Regions from separate parts of the Mus musculus genome. Here region 2 is linked to region 1. A link is a contact called in ENCODE Hi-C or POLR2A ChIA-PET data. All regions are on one chromosome and are shown on one strand. Each heading gives the region's core, a stretch centred on a gene start or an enhancer-like site at or near the end of the contact. The rest is flanking DNA. Distances are from core to core; before and after follow the strand shown.

The links. A loop is a pair of places that touch in the nucleus more often than their neighbours do. ChIA-PET counts read pairs that join two places held with the same protein, here RNA polymerase II (POLR2A).
Region 2: a loop to region 1 is called in a map of heart, with 7 times the contacts of the local background. The contact joins the promoter of Nxt2 here to the promoter of Tmem164 in region 1. A Hi-C loop is called at or near these places in 1 of 37 maps with a recorded cell type or tissue (heart). POLR2A ChIA-PET finds 5 or more read pairs at or near these places in 1 of 5 experiments (Patski).

The regions. Positions count from the first base shown.
Region 1 is chrX:142,679,175-142,685,113 of GRCm38, forward strand. Tmem164 (transmembrane protein 164) reads left to right here and starts at 2,552. Exons shown (of 7, transcript NM_001199360.1): 1 at 2,552-2,765; 2 at 3,117-3,775. The coding sequence starts at 3,389.
Region 2 is chrX:142,226,006-142,231,944 of GRCm38, forward strand. Nxt2 (nuclear transport factor 2-like export factor 2) reads left to right here and starts at 2,172. Exons shown (of 4, transcript NM_172782.4): 1 at 2,172-2,376; 2 at 3,519-3,605. The coding sequence starts at 2,362.

The DNA.
Region 1 (5,939 bases), core at 1,302-3,801:
TAAGACCCTCCCATGCGGTCGGTGGAAGAGCTGGGTGTGGGAGGCAGGACTCACAGAGAGAACAATGGAAGGCAGTATGTGATTCAGAAGAAAATGAGAAGTGCACGCAACAAATGCTATACAAGTTTGGAGGAGGGAGAGCCCGCTGGAGGCTGGGTGGGGGATTGAGAAGAGTGATTTTTCCGTGGGTTTTGGAAGGTGGCTTGTTTCTGTAGATGTGGGGGAGGGCACCGAATTGGAGTGTATCACTTAAAGGCACATGCAAATGCTTGCTTGGATTCTTTTTTTGTTTGTTTGTTTGGTTGGTTTTTTTGAGACAGGGTTTCTCTGTGTAGCCCTGGCTGTCCTGGAACTCACTCTATAGACCAGGCTGGCCTCAAACTCAGAAATCTGCCTGCCTCTGCCTCCCAAGTGCTGGGATTAAAGGCGTGGGCCACCACCAATTAAAGGCACTTGCTTGGATTCTTAACAACAGGTAGTATTTAGTGGATACGCTCCACGTGACAGACAGGAAATAATGTTTTACAGAAGTCAACTCATTTGAACGAGCAAAACCCTATGAGCTATATTGTCATCCTTCTTCAAAGATAAGGAACTTGAGGCCTCCAGATGCTACATTCCTGTGCTCGGAGCCCCCTCACTTTGTTCTTTGGTCATACAGCCGAGATTCAGAAAAAACAAAACAAAACAAAACCCCAAAAAACCAACAACAACAACAACAACAAAACCGCCTAAGGAGGGCCAAGTGAGTGCCTCTGAACTGATCTTGTTCCTGGCCATTCTTTATTAGTTAGCCTCTTGAAAAACATCCTGCCTTTGGTGGATGCTTCAAAAAGCTTAAAGTCAGACAAGCTTGCCTGGCTGTATTTGTTAGGTTGCAAAGGATGGGAAGGTATCGGCCTGATAATCCAGGAGACTGTAGTTTACATCTTAAGACTGGCTTACAGTCGACATCAGAAAGTGTTTCCTAAGCAAGGTACCTAACTGTGGTTTTTCTGGATATTCTTCTAACGTATGCGAGTCTGCAATAAATATTAAACCAATATGAGGTACATTCTGAGTAGTTCTTTCCTTAATTACCGGCCCTTAGAGGAGCCAGCCCAGCCACGAGGTAGAGAGCGTCAGAGAAGAGGGGGCCCCCTGGACCCAGCTAGCGCTCACTTTTCCTGGCTGTTCTTTCCAAGGTGGGGTTAGGAAGCAGCTGCGCTCTCTCTGTCTCTCGCTCTCTGTGTCTCTCTGTCTCTGTCTCTGTCTCTCTCTGCGGGTGGGGGACGGGGGTGGGGAGGGAAAGAGGTCAGGAGAATCTTCTTTTCCTCCACCAAGTCTATCACTGAAGGTTCGCTGTGGTCGGAAGGGGGCGGAGAGGAAGAAGGACGGCAGGAGGGAAGGAGGGAGAGAGCCAGCAAGGTTTGTGTAGGGTGGGGGGAGGGGGGAGAGAGAGAAAAGCATCAGAGCTGGGTTAGAAGGAGTCCGAGGAGAAATCCTCAAATTTAGGCACTCAAGAAGAAAGTGAGGCTGTGACAAGAAGGTGAGCAATACTTTTATGGTCTTTTTTTTTTTTTTTTTTTGAATCTCCCATTTCAAGGCCGAAGGGAGGAAGCAGGAAGTCCATACTCAGCACACTCCCCAAGCTAAAGCCTGTCCATCAGTTTCACAGCCTTACTCCTAGAAGTTAGCGAGGACCGGCTGAGTGCCCAGTATGTGGTCAGGTATGCAAAGTAGTGGCCCGAGAACCAGGTCAACGGAGGAGTTAGTCCGCCAGGCTTAGGTGGGGAGGTGAATTCAGTCACAGTGGCGAAAGAGCAAAACTGTGCGCGAGTGCACGCTTGGAGTGCAGAAGACCAGGCTGGAGAAGGAGGAGGAAAGAGGCGGGGATGGGGCCTCCGAGGGTAGCAGGGTGGGGGCGGGGGTGGGGTGGGGTGGGGTGGGGAGCAGAGAGGAAGCAGGGCAGGAGGTGGGAAGCGAGGACGAAGTGGGTAGGCTGTGGAGGGAAGGCTGCGAGGCGGGGCAGTGGTGGCTTGAAGACGTGTGTATGTGTGTGTGTGTGTGTGTGTATGTGTGTGTGTAGGGAGGGAGTGAAGTGGATCGGAGGAGTGTGTGTGTGTGTGTGTGTGTGTAGGGAGGGGGTGAAGTGGACGGGAGGAGGGCCGAAGGTGGAGGGAGTTGGCGACGAGGGGGTGGAGAGAGGGAGGGGAAACCGGAGGAAGCGAGCGGCGGCTGCCGGGGGAGGAAGGCAAGGAGGAGGAGCCGGAGCGGCGGCGGTGGCGGCTGCTGCTGCTGCTGCGGCCGCCTGGGGAGCCCAGCCGAGTGCCGCCTGGGGCTGCGGGGAGTGAGGGGAGACGGAGAGTTCGGTGGAGCCCGGGCAGCGGAGCCGAGCAGCGGGTGAGTGGAGCCCCAGGGGGACTCGGCGGCCAGTCCTCGGGGGGCCGGACGAGGAGGAGCGGGAAGATGGAGCGGTGGCGGCGGGGCGGAGGGTGGCGGCCCCATGGCCCGGCCCCTGGCTGGCCCCGCGTCCCCGCCCTCCCTCTCGGCTTCCTCCCGCCGCCCGCCTGCGCCTGGGGGGCTGGTCCGGAGCAGGCGGAGGGCTGAGGGTGGCGCTGGCCCGGAGGGCGGGCGTGAGGGGCCAGGGGGGGTGGAGCTGGGGGTTCGGGGGTGTACCCAGGGGCGGGAGGCTGGACCGGGACTGCTCTAAATTGGCTGGAGAGGGGGCCCCGTCGGCGGCGAAGTTGCTAGCTGGGGGCAGAGACGGCCACGCGGTTGCAGGAGTAAGACCCCCCCCCCCTCTCGTGGAGTGGCTGAGACGAGGAGTCCGGCGTCCCTGCCCTCCCCGTCGCCCTCCCCGCCTGCCCAGCCCTGCTAGCTTCTCTCCTAGCCTCCGCGTGTCCCCTCTCTCTCTCACCCCCTTCTGCCTCCCGCTTGGCTCCCTCGGCAGTGCCTAGTGCCGGGCCCCCTAGGTCCCAGTCCTGACCCTCTTGGCCTCCAACTTGCCTTCACCCGTGCTTGCTTGGCCACCACTCCCGTTCCCCTTTTCTTCCCTCACTAGTTACCCCTCCCCGCTTCGTTAATTCCCGTGCAATTGCCTCTTTGAGACCTTTTTTTCCTCTCCTTCCTTTTAGATTGGCCAACGGCTCCTTTCAACCCTGCCTCGTTGGTGGCCACTGGAGAAGCGCGGGGGGCTCCCCAGACAGCCGTGGGGACAAGTTAGAGCCAGCACTTTATCCCGGGCCTCGCGTGTAGCTTTCCCTCCCCTGTTCTAGGTGCCCCAGTGTCCAGAGGGGGGTGCGGGTGTGCCCTCCTTACATGTTCCACCGCCCGGGCAACCCTTCGGTCTCGTGTTCCATCTCGCTCTTGCTTCCTGTACCGTAGTCAAGTGGAGCCACTTTGCATCATGTCCCGGTATAGCTACCAAAGTCTCCTGGACTGGCTCTATGGGGGCGTCGACCCCAGTTTTGCAGGCAATGGGGGCCCCGACTGTGCTGCCTTCCTGTCTTGGCAGCAGCGGCTGCTGGAAAGTGTGGTGGTCCTGACCCTGGCCCTGTTGGAGATCCTGGTGGCCCTGCGGCACATCCTGAGGCAGAAGGAGGACGGTAGGGGTGGCCGTAGCAGCCAGCCACAGCAGGTGACCCAGCGGCCAGAGGAAGGCAAGGAGAGCCTGAGCAAGAATCTGCTCTTAGTAGCCCTGTGCCTGATCTTCGGGGTGGAGGTGGGCTTTAAGTTCGCCACCAAGACCGTCATCTACCTGCTCAACCCTTGTCACCTGGTCACCATGATGCATGTGAGTCTGTTGACTTTTTCCTGGGCAGCCTAAGTGATAAGAGTCATTAGCGTGCTCAGGACACTGGTGTGTAGAGCACTTCGTTCCCGTGGGAAGTGGGACCCTTACAAATGCTTTTCCAACCAGCATCCGCTTTTGTGCTAGTAAACTTCAGCATTGCACAACAGGTCAGCCCCACAGTGGAGGTGAACCCTAGAAATGACTTGCACTTGGAGCCCCATGCCCCTCCCATCTCAGCTCTGCTGGGGCCTGGCCTTTTCACCAGCAGGAAGTCCAGCCCCAGCTAGGTGACCATTCAGGATCACATCTGTGGCGCATGGCCAGCACTCCTGCCTTTTGTAGTAGTTTCCCAAGGGGCCTGGTGACAGGCTTTCCTGGAGGTGGTGGTCACACAAGCTTCTTTGTCTCCACTGTGGTACATTGGGGGGAATAGTTTTAGGGGTTTCTCTTAATGACTCTTTCATTTCAGGGTGTCTGCTCTCGGGGTGAGGTCAGCTTTTAGGTTGTAAGATACTTGAGCAACCTAATTTCCTCACAGGCTGGAGATCGCGATCCCGTGTGAGAGGGGTTTTCCTTTTTTCAAACTTCTCCATCTTACCACTTGAAGTCTCCGTCCTATGCTCCAAGGGTGTTCAAGAAAGCTGACTTCTTTTGCTTCCCTGACCTCTTACCCATTAAGCTATGCTAAGACAAGCAAATGGGATTGATAGGGGAAGTTGCCAGCTGGGTACCAGTAATCTGTTCTTTCCTAGGCCTGCTCAGGGAAGTTCTGAGGCTCTAACTTCCTGCAGCTTGAGGAGAAAAGGAAGAAAGGGAAGGCAATCAGGACTTTTAGATTCCAGGCTGTGGAAAACTTTGCTTGTTTGACTCTGACTCGGAGTAGTTTTGAAGCCTGTCATTAGCATCTTTATTGCTTTTATATTTGTTGAAGGTTATGCTCAGGTGAATTGTGACAACCTTGCATAGGGCCAGAGAGGTTGAGATTATTATCCTCACGTTACAGGTTCTAGGATAGAAGTCACTTGCCTCAAGGGAAAAAAAAAAGGTTTAGCATCAGGGACTGACTGACCTCAAACCCACTCTCCTTTGGAGTTGCAAATCTCCAGTCCTAAACCAGGAGTGGCTGAGGGTGATGAGGCCTTCCTGTAAGATTTGGCTGTGTATTTGTAGCTCAGATATCTGCTAGTTCCCCCTTCCTAAATATCCATTTGTTTACCCATTCTTGGCCTCAGTGGAGAATGACCTTGGTCCTTTGGCATCTTGTAGAGGTGTAGATAACTCTGGAATAAAAGGGATGGTATTGATTGGGTCACTAAAAGCATGGAAAAGAGATGGGGTGGGCAGCATTTTTTTGAAAAAAAAATTTTTTTTGAGAGAGCGAGAGCTTCTTGGGAAGGGGGTGCCATTCACAGCAAAGGCCAGGGCTGTCTTGCGCAAATTTGACCCGTCCTCTTTCTTTCTTTTAAATGAATGGCCTTTTTGTTAATGAGGGGCGACAAAACATCTGAGCTTCTGTTGTGTGTGCCTCTTCAGGCAGGAGTGCAGGTGGTGGGTCAGAGGGTACCTCTACAAAGAGGTCTGGAGGCCTCTGGCAACCACAGATCTAGAAGGTCAACAAAGGGTTAAATTCAGCCTCAGTGGGGCTGCTGCTGGGGTGATGACCTCAAACCTGGATGCGCCATGTCTTTTACAGGAAGATTTTAGAGGCTCTTAAAAGACTCAGGAGGCCTGGAGTTAATTAGTTGTATGGCTTGGGGGAAAGTACCCTTTCTGAGCCTCAGTTTCTCTACCCGTAAGATGAGACAAGAGTTGGACACCTAGCCCTTGACAGTCTGTTCTGTGATTCTTTGCTTCAGAACCGTTGGGTATAATAACAGAGACACTTTGAAAGGCTTTTGACCTCCTTATGCCAAAAAAAAAAAAAAAAAAAAAAAAAGGAAACTGGTCCCCGAGGAACTCAGGTAGCTACCCAGTTCACTCTTAGCTTTTGCCCCATATGGCTCTCAGTAAAGTAAAATTCTCCAGGTGACCCTTGGTGGCACATGTTGGGGGGAACGACTAGCAGCTGAATTTTTGCCACCCCCCACCCCCAGGGTTTTTCCCTCCTCTTAGCTTATACCCTAAAGCTACAGAGTGAAGGCAGAGACTGGAGTCATGCTGATAC
Region 2 (5,939 bases), core at 922-3,421, 450 kb before region 1:
TTTAGAGAGTGGCCAAAACTAGATATTCAAAATTCATTACGTGGAATTCCTTTAAACCTTATTAGTACATACTTGATTTTTTGCCATTTTTGTTATTAAGCTTTGCAGTGGTATTATGGCCACTAAGTTCACTGCTTAGCAGCTAGAGCTTTGCACAATGCCTGGATCACAGTAAATGATTATAAATACTTGTGGATAGAATAAAGAATAAGAGGAGAACCAAACATTAATAAAAAAATCCAAAGATCCACACATAACTGATTGAGAAAATTATGGAATTGAAATAAACTGGAATAAAATTAGTTTAAATTTTGGACTTGAGTTTCTGAGAAACCCGAGAAACATGCAGACCATTCTCATTTTCACTATTAGTCAAATTCAGTATGTATAATTCATCTCCATAAAAAAGCTAGAACTGAAGATACAGACTTGTGATTCATTAGCATATAAAGAACAGTGGGGCATCTTGTGGGAGCAGCCGCGCCGGAAGTTATAAGAATTATAAGAATACAGGAAGTAAGCCGGGCTTGGTGGCACATGCCTTTAATCCCAGCACTCGGGAGGCAGAGGCAGGCGGATTTCTGACTTCTAGGCCAGCCTGGTCTACAGAGTGGGTTCCAGGTCAGCCAGGGCTATACAGAGAAACCCTGTCCCGAAAAAAAAAAAAAAAAGAATACAGGAAGTGAGCATCATCGCCGACAAAAAAAAAAAAAAAAAAAAAAAAAAAAAAGTGAAGTAACTAAGGCGCACGCGCAGTGACGTTCAGTTGCTCAGCTTTGGAGAAGTGAGCGGTAACCGTTAGTGGGATAGTGAGAGCTGACGGAGGATAAAGATATGAAAAAATTTCGAAGTAACTGGTCCAATGGGGACCAACATTTTGGAAACTCGGGCAGTTCCTGGGTGGAGCCACAAATCAACTACAAATAGTAAGTTTATAGAAATATTTTGATTCAAAAATTAGAAGTCCGGCGGTAGCCGCTTTGAAATCATTGGTTTTTTTAAAAAATGGCAGTGATATTTAAAAATGGGAATGGGTGGGTAGGGAAGTGGGGGACTTTTGGGATAGCATTGGAAATGTAATTGAGGAAAATACGTAATAAAAAAAAAATGGCAGTGGGAACCGGGCGGTCGTGGGAGCCGGGCAGTCGTGGCGCACGCCTTTAATCCCAGCACTCAGGAGGCAGAGGCAGGCAGATTTCTGACTTCGAGGCCAGCCTGGTCTACAGAGTGAGTTCCAGGACAGCCAGGGCTATACAGAGAAACACTGTCTCGAAAAAAAACAAAAACAAAAAACAAAACAAAACAAAACAAAAACCAAAAAACAAAAACAAACAAAAAATGGCAGTGGAGTAGTGAAACATTACTTGTACTTAAATCCTAGGTAGTCGCTGGTTAATCACTTTTTTAAATAGACTGATAAGAAAATAATATTTAACTTATAGTTGTCATAAATAATTGAGTATGAGTAAAAATGTTTAGAAACGTGCTTGTGATCACTACTAAACTGTTTCTTGTCCTGCTGTTCTTGAATACGCTGTGGAAACACACACCGTAGGGTTTAGGGGGGTAGTCCTTGTTATATAATCCCCCCAGAGTGGCGAGAATCCGTGAAATGCTTGTATATTAAACCGTGAGAAATTGTAGGCAGCCCAGCGAAGCTTAGTGGCCAAGGCTCAAAATGGAGAACATTTTAGAACTTTAAACAGTTTTTAAACCCCACTGGCCGTACTTTAAACAGTTTTCAGCACCCCCTGTACTTTAAAATTTTTCAGCCCTCGTGCAGTTGGCGGTTGGTGTTACTTTCCATAAGTTCTGCCCCCTTTTCCTATTGGCTACGGACATAGATTCCCCCCCCCCCCGTTTCTCGTTGGCCTTCAAATTTTGGCCCCGCCTCCTCGTGTGAAGAGGTTCCCACCCAAAATTGAATATTTAATATTAACTTGTGCCAGGACAGGTAGCTGGGAACTTGAGATGTATTTGTTTTCCATATTAAGCTTACAAAAGCAAGGTCCTCCCCTTCTGTTTTGTTGGGGTTTTGGGGGGATGGTGTAGGTTGGTTAGTTTTTTCGTTTATCTGTTTCTCTTATGGTAAATAAACAGTTTGCAAGTAATTTAAAACGGATGGGCGGGATCACTCGGAACTGAAGGGAAACGCTGCTTAAAGTTGGAACATCGGGGTGATTTTAACACCGGACTGAGCTACTTCCGGGGGACAATGGGCGGGTTGAGAAATCTGTGCCATTGGCGAGGTTCGTTTTGTTGCTAAACATCTCATCCTTCCACAGCCAAAGGACCCAGACGAGCGCGGAAGTGCGGACATCTCCGGGGCCAGCTCTGGAGCAGACCATTTCCAGCCCCCTGATGGCCTTGGCAGTGGTGAGTGCGTGACACCTCCTGGCGCCCGCGGCTTGGCCGAGGAGCAAGCAAGCTAGGGCTCGGGCAGCGGAGGGGAGGGGAGGGCAGCGGAGGGGAGGGCAGCCGAGGGGAGGGCAGCGGAGGGGAGGGCAGCCGAGGGGAGGGGAGGGAGAGGGGAAGGGAGGGGAGGGGAGGGGAGGGGGGAGGGGAGGGGAGGGAGAAGGGAGGAGGCGCGAGCATGAGCGAGTGGCGAATCAGGCTCCAGCCCGCCAGCCCCTGGGGCGGAGCTCGCGCCCTCCGCCCGCCCCCTGCTCCGGAGATGGAGCGGCTGGTGGGAGTCCAGCAGCCTGTGTGAGGATGCAGCTCTGTGGCCGGTGGCTTTAGGTGGCCCTCTTTCCGTTGGCGCTTAAAGATAGATAGATAGATGATAGATAGATAGATAGATAGATAGATAGATAGATAGATAGATAGATAGATAGATAGATAGATAGATAGAGCAAGCAAAAGCTCCGGATCCCTGAAAAAGGGTGGCGATTGTTTTTATTTATTTCAAAGACTAGAACTGCCTCCACAAAAGGGTTACTTCATCAGGGATACTCTGGTGAGAATGGATCTGAGGGGTTTCATTTCTTAGGTTCTGCAATTCACTTCCAGACACGAGTGAGTGGTTATATAACGTAAGAAAAATGTCTCCGTGAGGCTGCTTAGACGTTCACTTCTATTTTGACAGGTTTTTTTTTTTTTTGGTTTTTTTGTTTGTTTGTTTGTTTTTTAATCGCAGTAGCTTTTGAGCTTGGTCATAAGCGCTTGAAATGAAGCGCTTTGCTAGCCTACTCAATAATTGCCCACACTTCACACCTAGGGTCCCTGCCTCTGCACATCTCCGAGTTACAGATACATGCCAAGCAAAGAACCAAGATTCATATGTGACGAATGAAAAGATGGGAGATGAATGTGTTTTAAAGACATACACCTAAAACTAGCAGCAGATTTTCAAGCAGAAATTTGTGCCTTAATCTTAATACTCAAATTTATGTCATAGGAGTGGAATTCAAATGCAGCTTTAGAATGATGAGCATAAATTGACAACTTCTTTTGTGTATTTTGTGCTTGAGGGGGGATTGGTGGAATTATAATCTACATTTGTGAATATTTTCTCGTAGAATTTTAAAACTTATGTGGATCAGGCATGTAGAGCTGCCGAGGAATTTGTCAATATTTACTATGAGACAATGGACAAAAGACGACATGTGAGTTTTATAGTCTCTATTGTTCTTTGTTTAAATTTTATTTTTAAAATACCATTTATCTGACCTGCATATGTAATTATGGTGCACAAGTTCTTGAAGAGTTGCTTTCATTTGAGTACAGTTTGGTGGATTGTTTTTATGTTGTTGTTCTTTTTTCAGTTTTGGTGTTGTTTTATTTTGTTTTATTGGTTTGGTTTGGGAAGTGTTTTGTTGTATTAAGTTTTTGTTTGGGTTTTTTGAAACCCAAACATGTTGGAAGGCTGGGGAAAAGATCTGGTGGGACTTGGGGGAGAGAAAGAATATGATCAAAATATATTTAAATTTAAAAACGTTTAAATAAAAATATAAAAAGAAAACGAGTTGCTTATAGAGGGCATGGTAAGGTATTGGTGGGGATATCAGCTCTGGAATCATAAGTTTGACTTTACCTAGTTCCATGTTCATAGGCAAAGTCCCAAGTTTTCTTTACCTCGTTTTATTTTTAAATAGAAAAAATTGCGGTGCTGAAAATTGAACTCGGGGCCTTAACAGATTATGCAAGTACTTTACCACTGTCCTATATCCCCAGTTCGGAAATTAAACACTTCATATAACTGGGTCCAGCACACCTGTATATAAATAGTTGATTTTTTCTTAGTCCCTCGAATTAACATAGTTAAAGAAATTATGATGGTGTGGAATGGTGTGTCATTGCAGGGACATCTGTTGGTCTGCTTAAGATTCTCAGTTGTAGCTGGTGCTCACAATAAGAATTCCAGGAATAGACATGCTTTTAGTTTTCAATAGATCAAGGTCTCACTTTTTTTTTAAATCTTCATTGTAATTTATTCCTCAACTCTATTTTTATAGTATTTTATGTGCATTTGTATTTTGCCTGCATGTATGAACTGGAGTTAGATAGTTGTGAACTGACATGTAAGTGCTGGGAATTGAACTCAGGTCCACTGGTAGAACAGTCAGTGCTCTTAACCACTGAGCCATCTTGCAACCCCATCTCAACTCTATTTTAAAGGAATTAATTATTCCAGTATGTGATGGAATGAGCCTTGCCTTGTTCTCCCACCAGTGCAGGACAGTTTTGTTATTTTTAAAACTTTTTAAAGTAAGATAAAACATGTTATTATTGCTGACTTGAAACTGGAGGTGGCAAAAGCTATGACAATGGATGTTTATTGTCCTTTGTCATGAATATCTGTCATTTGTCCTGTCTTGGTGCTTTCAGAACTAATATATGCTGTTGAATTTAATGACACATGCCTTTAATCCAAGCACTTGGGAGGAACAAGTAGGTGTTTCTCTGAATTGAAGGCCAGCCCGGTATACATAGTGAGCTTCAGTACAGCCAGAGCTAAGATCTGCTTTCAGAAAAGTACTAGATAGATAGATAGATAGATAGATAGATAGATAGATAGATAGATAGATAGATAAGATAGATAAGATAGATAGATAGATAGATAGATAGATAGATAGATAGATAGATTACATAGATAGATTAGATAGATAGATAGATAGATAGATAGATAGATAGATAGATAGATAGATAGATAGATAGAGTAAAGGGGTAGGGGAAAGCATAGCCCAGCCCTCTTGGTACATACCTGGAATTGTAGAATCCTAGAGGTGGAGTGGCTTTGAGGCCATCATGGGACACATGACAAAGGGTTTTTGTTTTTTAAAAACAGGTCACATAGTTAATTAAGTGCAAGAGCATATGTGATCCTGTTAATCCAACTTACCTTTGAGAATAAAACAAATAATGTGTCACTTGACCCAATAGAGTTAATGCTGCTGGATTTTTGTCTTATTTGGACCTTATCACACTCACTGTCAAAAGCACTACTTTAGGTGATTCTGACTCTTTTGAACTTACTATGCCAATATTAAAAAAAAATTAATTCTTCCTAACCTAAAAGCATCAAGTTATTCACATGTATGTAGTCATTAGACTCAAAGTGTATTAGGGCTTATTGGGTAACCTAACTCTCAGGATTGGAGAAGAGAAAGCAAAACTGGATTGAAATTGCGTGTGCTTTGGGGTTTGTGATCACTTTATTCATTTTTAAATAGCAAAATTTTAAAACCCTTACTATTTAAGGGATGCAAGATTTTCTCATCAAAATTAAAATGGAAATATTAAAATATAAATTTCCAGGTTTACAGAGTTGGATAATATGTATTCAAGGCAAGGTAGACATCATGGCCACATTATTTTCCAAAACTAATGAGTCAGAAGTGAAAGTAGATATAGTGGAGGTAGAGACTCTGCCATGAAAATGTTCACATACCATCTTTTTTTTCCATTTAACTTTTTCTGACTAATTTTTTATTAGATAC